Regions from separate parts of the Homo sapiens genome. Here region 2 is linked to region 1. A link is an interaction called in ENCODE POLR2A ChIA-PET data of the cell type or tissue named here. Cell type or tissue: PC-3. All regions are shown on one strand. Region 1 overlaps DDX10 (DEAD-box helicase 10). Region 2 overlaps ATM (ATM serine/threonine kinase).

The links. ChIA-PET counts read pairs that join two places held together with the same protein. Peaks named below come from ENCODE experiments on the same cell type or tissue, not always from the same donor. Only the 100,000 strongest peaks of a DNase experiment are listed, where the experiment ranks them.
Region 2: POLR2A ChIA-PET joins it to region 1 with 8 read pairs; 1 of 35 experiments calls an interaction of 5 or more read pairs at or near these places.

Annotation. Positions count from the first base shown.
Region 1 is chr11:108,752,673-108,756,672 of GRCh38, forward strand. The region is part of intron 13 of DDX10 (DEAD-box helicase 10); the gene reads left to right. All of the region lies in intron 2 of LOC124902750 (a long non-coding RNA gene), which reads right to left. Among named protein-coding and RNA genes, the nearest start is that of DDX10, 90 kb to the left of the region's middle. In PC-3, no CTCF peak of the experiment used is centred here; no DNase peak of the experiment used is centred here.
Region 2 is chr11:108,368,815-108,372,814 of GRCh38, forward strand. ATM (ATM serine/threonine kinase) reads left to right here. Exons shown (of 63, transcript NM_000051.4): 63 at 1-288. It also overlaps a transcript of C11orf65 not described here. Among named protein-coding and RNA genes, the nearest start is that of C11orf65, 97 kb to the right of the region's middle. In PC-3, no CTCF peak of the experiment used is centred here; DNase peaks (open chromatin) are centred at 1,717 and 2,367; H3K4me3 peaks cover 331 bases; H3K27ac peaks cover 2,641 bases.

The DNA.
Region 1 (4,000 bases):
GAATAATCACAGTGGTATTTATTTGAGGTGGTTTGTATTTGTCATATTCATATTACATATACTTTGAAAGTTGGATTTTTCCAATACCAAACCATAAACGTAGCCTAATATTTTTGCCATTGTGAACACCTTAGATTTTAACACCTTAGGAGATAAAGGAATATAAAGTGATTTGATTTTATATTCCTCGGAGATTAAATTCCTAGGAGATTTGATGCTAGATTTCGAGCCACTGCTATACAGTGAATGTCATTTGAGCTTCATTTTTCTCCTTTGGAGCCTGACATGTAATATGTGCTAAATAAATATTTGCTGAATTGAATTCTGCTAGCCAAGCTATAATGTTGGAAAATGTACCACTCTTTGTCATAAATTGGAAATGTGCTTTGTATATATGACCAGTGACTATTAGGAGTCTTTATTTCAGAAGGGAGAACTCTATAATGCATAAAATTTCTGCAAACCAAATGTGTGTTTAATTGTTTTCTACAGATGAACTAACAGCAAGACTGAGTGCTCATTAAAAATTTATGTCTTAATCCTAAGGCACAAACCTTACATAATTACTTGAATGCTTATCCTTGGTTGGATAAAAACTACTTAAAAATAACCACTGTTTTGTGATTTCACATTTGCTTAGTTTTAGATTAAAATAAATAACAGTCCTTTTAAAATAAAGATTGTTTATAAACATACAGACAAATCTACAGAATGCAGTCATCCATTCCAATGTAGATAAATGTTTACCAAAGGAAGCAACAGCATGGTACATATTATGTACGTATGTTGCTTACAAGGATTAATGAAACAAAAAATTTTGATAAGCATTAAAGATACTCTCAAATGGCCGTTCTCCCTCTGTCCATCGTGTTTTCATGGGTTACACATTTTATATATCATGAATGGAAAAGATTCTCTGTTCACGAATTCCTGGTTCAGAACAAAATAGGAAACTAAAGTAAGCATTTACGACATACAGTTCTTGTGGTGTATTTTTGTTTGATAATTGAAAAGCATCACGAAAAATTGCAAGTATTGGACACAATGGCAAATAAGCAAAAGTATTCTGAAATGAATCTAGAAATTTTTTTAGTGAAGTTTTATATTACATGAGTGAGTTTCATTTTTAATTTGGTGTTACTCTGAGCCACGTGGTACTTGCTTTAGTAGTATTTATAGGCTTAATCAATTTAAAATTTCTTAGGCTTTTCTTGAGATGCCTTAGGAATGTGAAGTGCTGAATACAGGGTCGGGTGTGTATATATAAAGTAACATATATTACATTTATTATTGGCTGTCTTTTCCCTTTAAAAAAGTGAATCCAAGATATTAATTTCCTGATTTATCTTTTGCATTTAGTGTTGACATCACCTCATTCATTAAAGAATTTGTTTCTAACAGTTTTGATGCTGATTTATGTTGCAACAAAGTAATAGGCTTTCTATAATGGCCTGTTTTCTGTTCAGATTTGATTCTGCTGTGTTGTCGGAAGTGAATCGTTTAGCTGAATGATTCATTTAACAGAATCATTTACTGTTTCTAGTATACAGTATAGATTCCAAAGGCCTAGCCTTTAATATGAGCTTCGCTTGCCCTCCGTCTGAGTTGTCTAAGTAGCATGAATTATTTCCCCATCAGTGTCCTCATAGTATTTATTCATTAATATGTTTGAGGGCAGTGCTTAATTTTTAAGGTTTATGTTGATAGTGTCAAGTTTAGAATCTACTGCCATAATCGAGTTTTCAGGTGGAATGAGGTTAATCCATTGGGGTTTAGGAAGAAAATATTAGAACTTGTTTTTATTTAATCCTTCATATTTTTCTGTGTATACTTGATTTTATGTATACTCACATTCATTTATTATAAATAAAGTATACATTGGGTGCATATTTAAAATGTTCCTATGAAAAGATGTAAGTGATTAAAAGCACTTGGAAATGAAATAGATGAGTAAGGGTCAAAACTAGAGTATAGCCTTAGGTATATGAGAGGAAGAATGGTAATTCAAGACACACTGTACATCTAGAATCTATGGGTGATAGAAGGAACAAAAAAGATTCTGTTTTCTTGTTCATAACTTTAGTTAGCCTGGGAAATCTATGAGAACGGAGAGCAAACCTTATTCACTATTCTATCCCTTGTGCTTAACTGGATGGGCAACCAGGAGCATAACAGTTAAAAACCAGAAAGTCAGAACATCAGAAAAGGTTGGATTTTCAGACTGATACATTTACATCTGTTTAATTTGAATATGCTAGCTCAAGTGAGCTCTCTTATATTTCCTGCCTTCACTATTTGAGGAAATCTGATTTTGTTGGCTGAATGTCATGACCCCTGACCCTGACACAACAGATGCTGTCGATGGGGAATAAATGTGGGACAGGAATGATTGTAGGCTGTGTAGTAATTATGGTACAAACTGCTGTGGTTTTGTAAGACCTGTTCTTGGCAGGAGATGTTGCTTTCCTTGGGGACTTAGAAAAACCTAGAGGTGTCCATGAGAGCCACAAAGAGAGAACGTGCTCTTAATCAACACTAAAGCAATGCATTCTGATAACACAAGCAAGAACACAAATCCTTCCTGCTAATAAAAGCATTTGCCCTGGAGAAAATCCTTGAAGTTACTTTTTATAGCTGCATGATTTTTTCTCTAACTTATGAGAGTCATGAATTTTATTGTGTACTCAAACTTTTAAAATATCTTTTTGGTTATGATTTGGCAAAGTAGGCCCCTGAGACAAATCTGGCCTATTGCCTGTGTTGTAAATAAAGTTTTATTGGAACACAGACATACTCATTTGTTTAGGGTTGCTTTCAGGCTACAACCACAGGATTGAGTAGTTGTGATAGACCATGTGGGCCATAAAGCCTAAAATATTGAACTGTCTAGCCCTTTATAGAAGAAAAATTGTGTACCTCTGAGGCTTTTGAGCTTGCAGATATTTTATGGATGGTTCTTTCTCTTTTCCCAGTTAGATGATTTTCAGATGATTACATGGAGAAGCTTACTTTTATGAGACAATATAGTGAAATGGTTCACAACGTTGGCTCTGGAGTAAAACTTAGAGTTCAAACCTTGCCTCAGCCATTTGTAAACTGTGTAACTTGGGAAATATTACTTCTTACTTTAGTTTTCCTCTTCTGGAAAATAAGACTAATAATAGTACTAGCTCAAAAAGTTGTTCTGAGAGTTAAAGTGAAGTGTTTAATGCATAACAGATGCTCAACAATTAAATATTAGGTGTTATAACTTGAGCCTTTTTCTTTCTCTCTCTCTCTCTTTCTTCCTCCCCCTTCCCTCTTTCCCTCTTTCCCTCTTTCCCTCTTTTTCTCTTTTTGTAAAGGAAAAGGTAAAAGGAAATATTCCAAAGTCATGTGTCATGTCAGCAGCTGAATCTTTCCTTATGCTTAGCTTCTGGCTATACTGATTGTGTTAGTGCTGCTACAGTTGTCTTTTTAAAAGATGTTTGTTGAAACCATAGGAATGTTAGTTTGCAGTAAACTTTATCTAATGTGATTTGTGTTGGTAAATTTGTATTTATTTTTCATACGTTGATTTAGTGAAATTCAACTTGAGGTTGTCATTAGATTGCTTATGGTGTCCTGTATGATTCTTATATGGAAAAGAATTTACTAGTGCTGTGAGACCACATACATTTGGATGTCAAGCTCACGGAGATCAAATGGCATTCTTGGGTTTAATCAGATTGCAAACACAATGGAGTTTATAGTTGCCTAGAGAATAAGGCCACTGAATAGATCAGAGCTAAATTTAAATTGACCCTCTATTTTCACTCAAGTTAATTTACTCCACTTAGCTATTTATTTAGCTTTTAGGTTGCTCCATGCATTTGGATTTGTCTGTTGATTTAAGATATTGTGGACTTTACCTGATCTTTGGTTTATATACTACTAACCTAGTAACTTTGTTTCTGTAATGTCTTTGTGGGTCAGCTGTTAAAGCTGAAAGTGTGCTAGAGCTGTGTATAATTTTCCGCAG
Region 2 (4,000 bases), 380 kb before region 1:
TATGCCTAAAATGTATGCACTTAGGAATGCTAAAAATTTAAATATGGTCTAAAGCAAATAAAAGCAAAGAGGAAAAACTTTGGACAGCGTAAAGACTAGAATAGTCTTTTAAAAAGAAAGCCAGTATATTGGTTTGAAATATAGAGATGTGTCCCAATTTCAAGTATTTTAATTGCACCTTAATGAAATTATCTATTTTCTATAGATTTTAGTACTATTGAATGTATTACTTTACTGTTACCTGAATTTATTATAAAGTGTTTTTGAATAAATAATTCTAAAAGCATATACTAAGACTCATTCACTTTATTCAAATATTTGTGTGTTCTGTGTGCCAGGCATGGGACTCGTTCTAAGGAGAAAGCAGTGAGCAAGGCAGGCATAGTCTGCCTATATAAAGCTCCCAATCTGAGGAGGATAGGCAACTGACCACGCAGTGTGAACCGGGGAGCCTATTGCACAACCAGTCTGATAATGCTGCATCTCAGTCTAAATATCCTAGTAGTGTTTCTTAGTCGCCTCCTGACGAAAAGGCAAATATGAATGTTCTTTCTTTGGGCCTAGAAAGTGATCTAGTTGACATTTCTAGCCTAAAAGATCTGTACTAGAATATGACAAGTGCAAAGATCCTGGTATCCTAAATGCAAAGTTTTTTACCTGTTTATCATATTTTTAAAATAAATTCAGTCCTCTGGAGTTTTAGTCTCTTTTGCCTAGATTTTAACAAAATGCATTTTGCATAAATATAGTGGAGTCAAAGTTTCCACAAAGATTATAATGACTCAGAATTTGGTAAGTAAGGAGATCTCATAATAGACATTATCCTCTGAAAAATCCCTTTGCCATTAAAAGTACAGCATACACAGTTTTATGTACAACAGTATGTAGAAATATATACTTTCATTGTGTATGATCCAAAAGCAGTGGTTCTTAACCAGGGGTGATTTTGCTGCCTCACTTGATATTTTCAAAATAAAGTTATTGTTATTTTGATGGGAACAAAATGGTATCATGTCTCATTTTAATTTGTACCTCACTAATTACTAGGGAGATTAAATGTTTTAGTATACACTTGTTAGTCAGTATGATTTTCTCTGATGAACTGCCTGTACGTATTCTTTGCTGATATTTCTACTGATCCTTTGTTGGTTATGTAACATCTTAGCTAACATCTTTTCCAATTCTGTAGCTTGTCTCTTCATTCTCTTAATGGAGTTTTTTTGGTTGACAGACATTTTTATTAGTGTTTTCATTAAGGTTAAATCTTTCAGGTAGGGATTTTCCCTTGTTCCTAATGTCACTCAGTTAAGTTTTAGTTTTCCTTGCAGAGATCTTGTATAGTTTTACTATGTTTATTCCTAAGCACTTTGTTTTTTTAAATGTTCTTATAAAGGACATTTTTTTCATAAGTTTTTCCTAATTATTACTGTTAGAATTAAAATTAGTTTTTACATATTGATTTTTCTATCCAGTAACCACAGTAAGCTCTTTTAATTCTTTCTAGAAATATATCTGGATTCTTTTGGATTTTCTATATATATAGTCATATCATCTATGAGTAATGTTTGGATTTTCTATGTATATAATCATATCATCTATGAATAATGTCAGAAATGGAATTGTTAGATCATATTCCAATCTATACTGTTTGCTTTTTTTTTTTCCTTGCCTCATTTTACTGGCTAGGACCTCTCTTTAGCACAATCATCAGTAGAATATTGGGACATTCTAGTCCTGTGCCTCATCTCAAAGATAAAAGTGTAAGTGTTTACCTTTAAATTTACTGTTTGCTGCAGGGTTTTGTTTTGTTTTTTTTTAATGTGTGTATTTCCCTTATCAGATTAAAGAAGTTCCTTTCTGTCCCTAGGCTGCTGTGAGGTTTTATTACAGATGGTGAATTTTAGCAGTTTATCTGCATTTATTGATGATGATTATTTTCCTTGAATCTGTTAATGTAGTGAACTACACTGTTTGATTTTCTAAGGTTAAATCATCTTATACTCCTAGTATAACCTCAACTGATCCATTTTATCTATTGCTTTATTTTGCTTGCAAACGTTTTGGTTAGTGTTTCCAAGTGGGATTTCCTTTCCAGCATTTCTTGAGAAACTTTTTGTTTTCCCAAATTTTGAATCCCAAGAAAAATCAGTAATAAAATCAGGAAAATAGGAAAGATATTATAATTCTCCGGTGAGAATTAAAGCTTAGCAATCAACATAGACACATTGCTGATTTGAAGGAATCCAGCAACACAAACAGCACTGAACACTGAGACATAGTATTAAAGGTTAAGGTCAGTATTCCCATACTGGGACAGAAACATAGGAGAGAAGTGGTCATGATCTTGCTTATTAGTTCTTGCCATGATATAAGTGTGTGTTCATAGCCGGTATACTACTAATGGTGAGTCACTTAAAAACACCCACACACACACAACAAAATTTACCATCTCGTTTTTAAGTATACGGTTCAGTAGCGATAAAATACATTTCCAGTGGTGTGCAACCAACCTCCAGCACTTCTTTAACCTTACAAAACTAAAATTCTATACCCATTAAACAACTCCCCACTCCTCTATTCAACCAGCCCCTGAGAACTACTGTTCTACCTTTTGTCTCTCTGCATTTGACATTCAAGGTACTGTACCTTTTATAAGTAGAATCATGCAATATTTGTCTCTTTGTGACTAGCTTATTTCACTTAGCATAATGTCCTCAAGGTTCGTCTATGTTGTAATATATTGCAGAATTTCCTTCCTTTTTAAGGCTGAATAATATTCCATTGTGTATGTGTATATACTGTATATATTTTATTTATCCATTCATCCATCAGTGGATACTAGAGTTGTCTCTACCCTTTGACTATTGTGAATATTGTCACTATTTACATGGGTATACAAATATGTCTTCAGAACTCTTTTTTCTTTATACCCAGAAACGGAATTGTTGGATCATATAGTCATTCTATTTTTAACTTTTTAAGGAGCCACCATACTGTTTTTCCACAGTGGCCGAACCATTTTACAACTCCACCATCAGTGCACAAGGGTTGCAATTTCTCAACATCCTTATCAACACTTATTTTCTGTTTTTATGTTTTGAGTAGCAGACATAATGGGTGTGGGTGACTCTTACAAGTAGAAGCATTGTATATTTTACACAAATCCTATAAATGGTATTCTAAGTTTTAGAAACAAAAAATGTCCTTCAATTGACGGTTTCAAAACCTGATTCTGTGTATTGTTGTTAACCTTGTTAGGAGATCGTAACGTTAGGTTACTTGAAAACTACCCAAAATGTTCCCTACTGTAGTGTTTGAATATTTAATATAAACTTATAACTCTTTGTAACACTAAATTTTATTCATTCATTCATTCATTCATTCATTCATTCATTCTGAGATGGAGTCCCGCTCTGTCGCCCAGGCTGGAGTGCAGCAGCACGATCTCGGCTCACTGCAACCTCTGCCTCCCAGGTTCAAGCGATTCCCCTGCCTCAGCCTCCCAAGTAGCTGGGACTACAGGTGCCCACCACCATGTCCAGCTAATTTTTGTATTTTTCATAGAGACAGGGTTTCACCATGTTGGCCAGGCTGGTCTCAAACTCCTGACCTCAGTGATATGCCCGCCTCAGCACCCCAAAGTGCTGGGATTACAGGCGTGAGCCACTGTGCCTGGCCAATAATTCTTATTTCTTAAACAGTGTTTTTAGATTTCCATGATTATGAGAGTTGCAAAGGTTTTAAGACAGAAAAAGGAAATTAGCTGTTTGCCAGATTTATTTTAAATCATTGCAGTGTAAAGCATCATGGACAAGTGGACTTCACAGGCATTTCAAAGATGAAAAGGACAAAAACACAGAAAATAATTGTGGTAAGTCAGTGCCATCTATGAAATGATACCAATTCTACAAAAACTCTTCATAATATTAGAATAACCCATTTTATGAAGCCAGCATACTCAAAACCAGACAGAGAATTACAAGAAAGATGCCGGGCACAC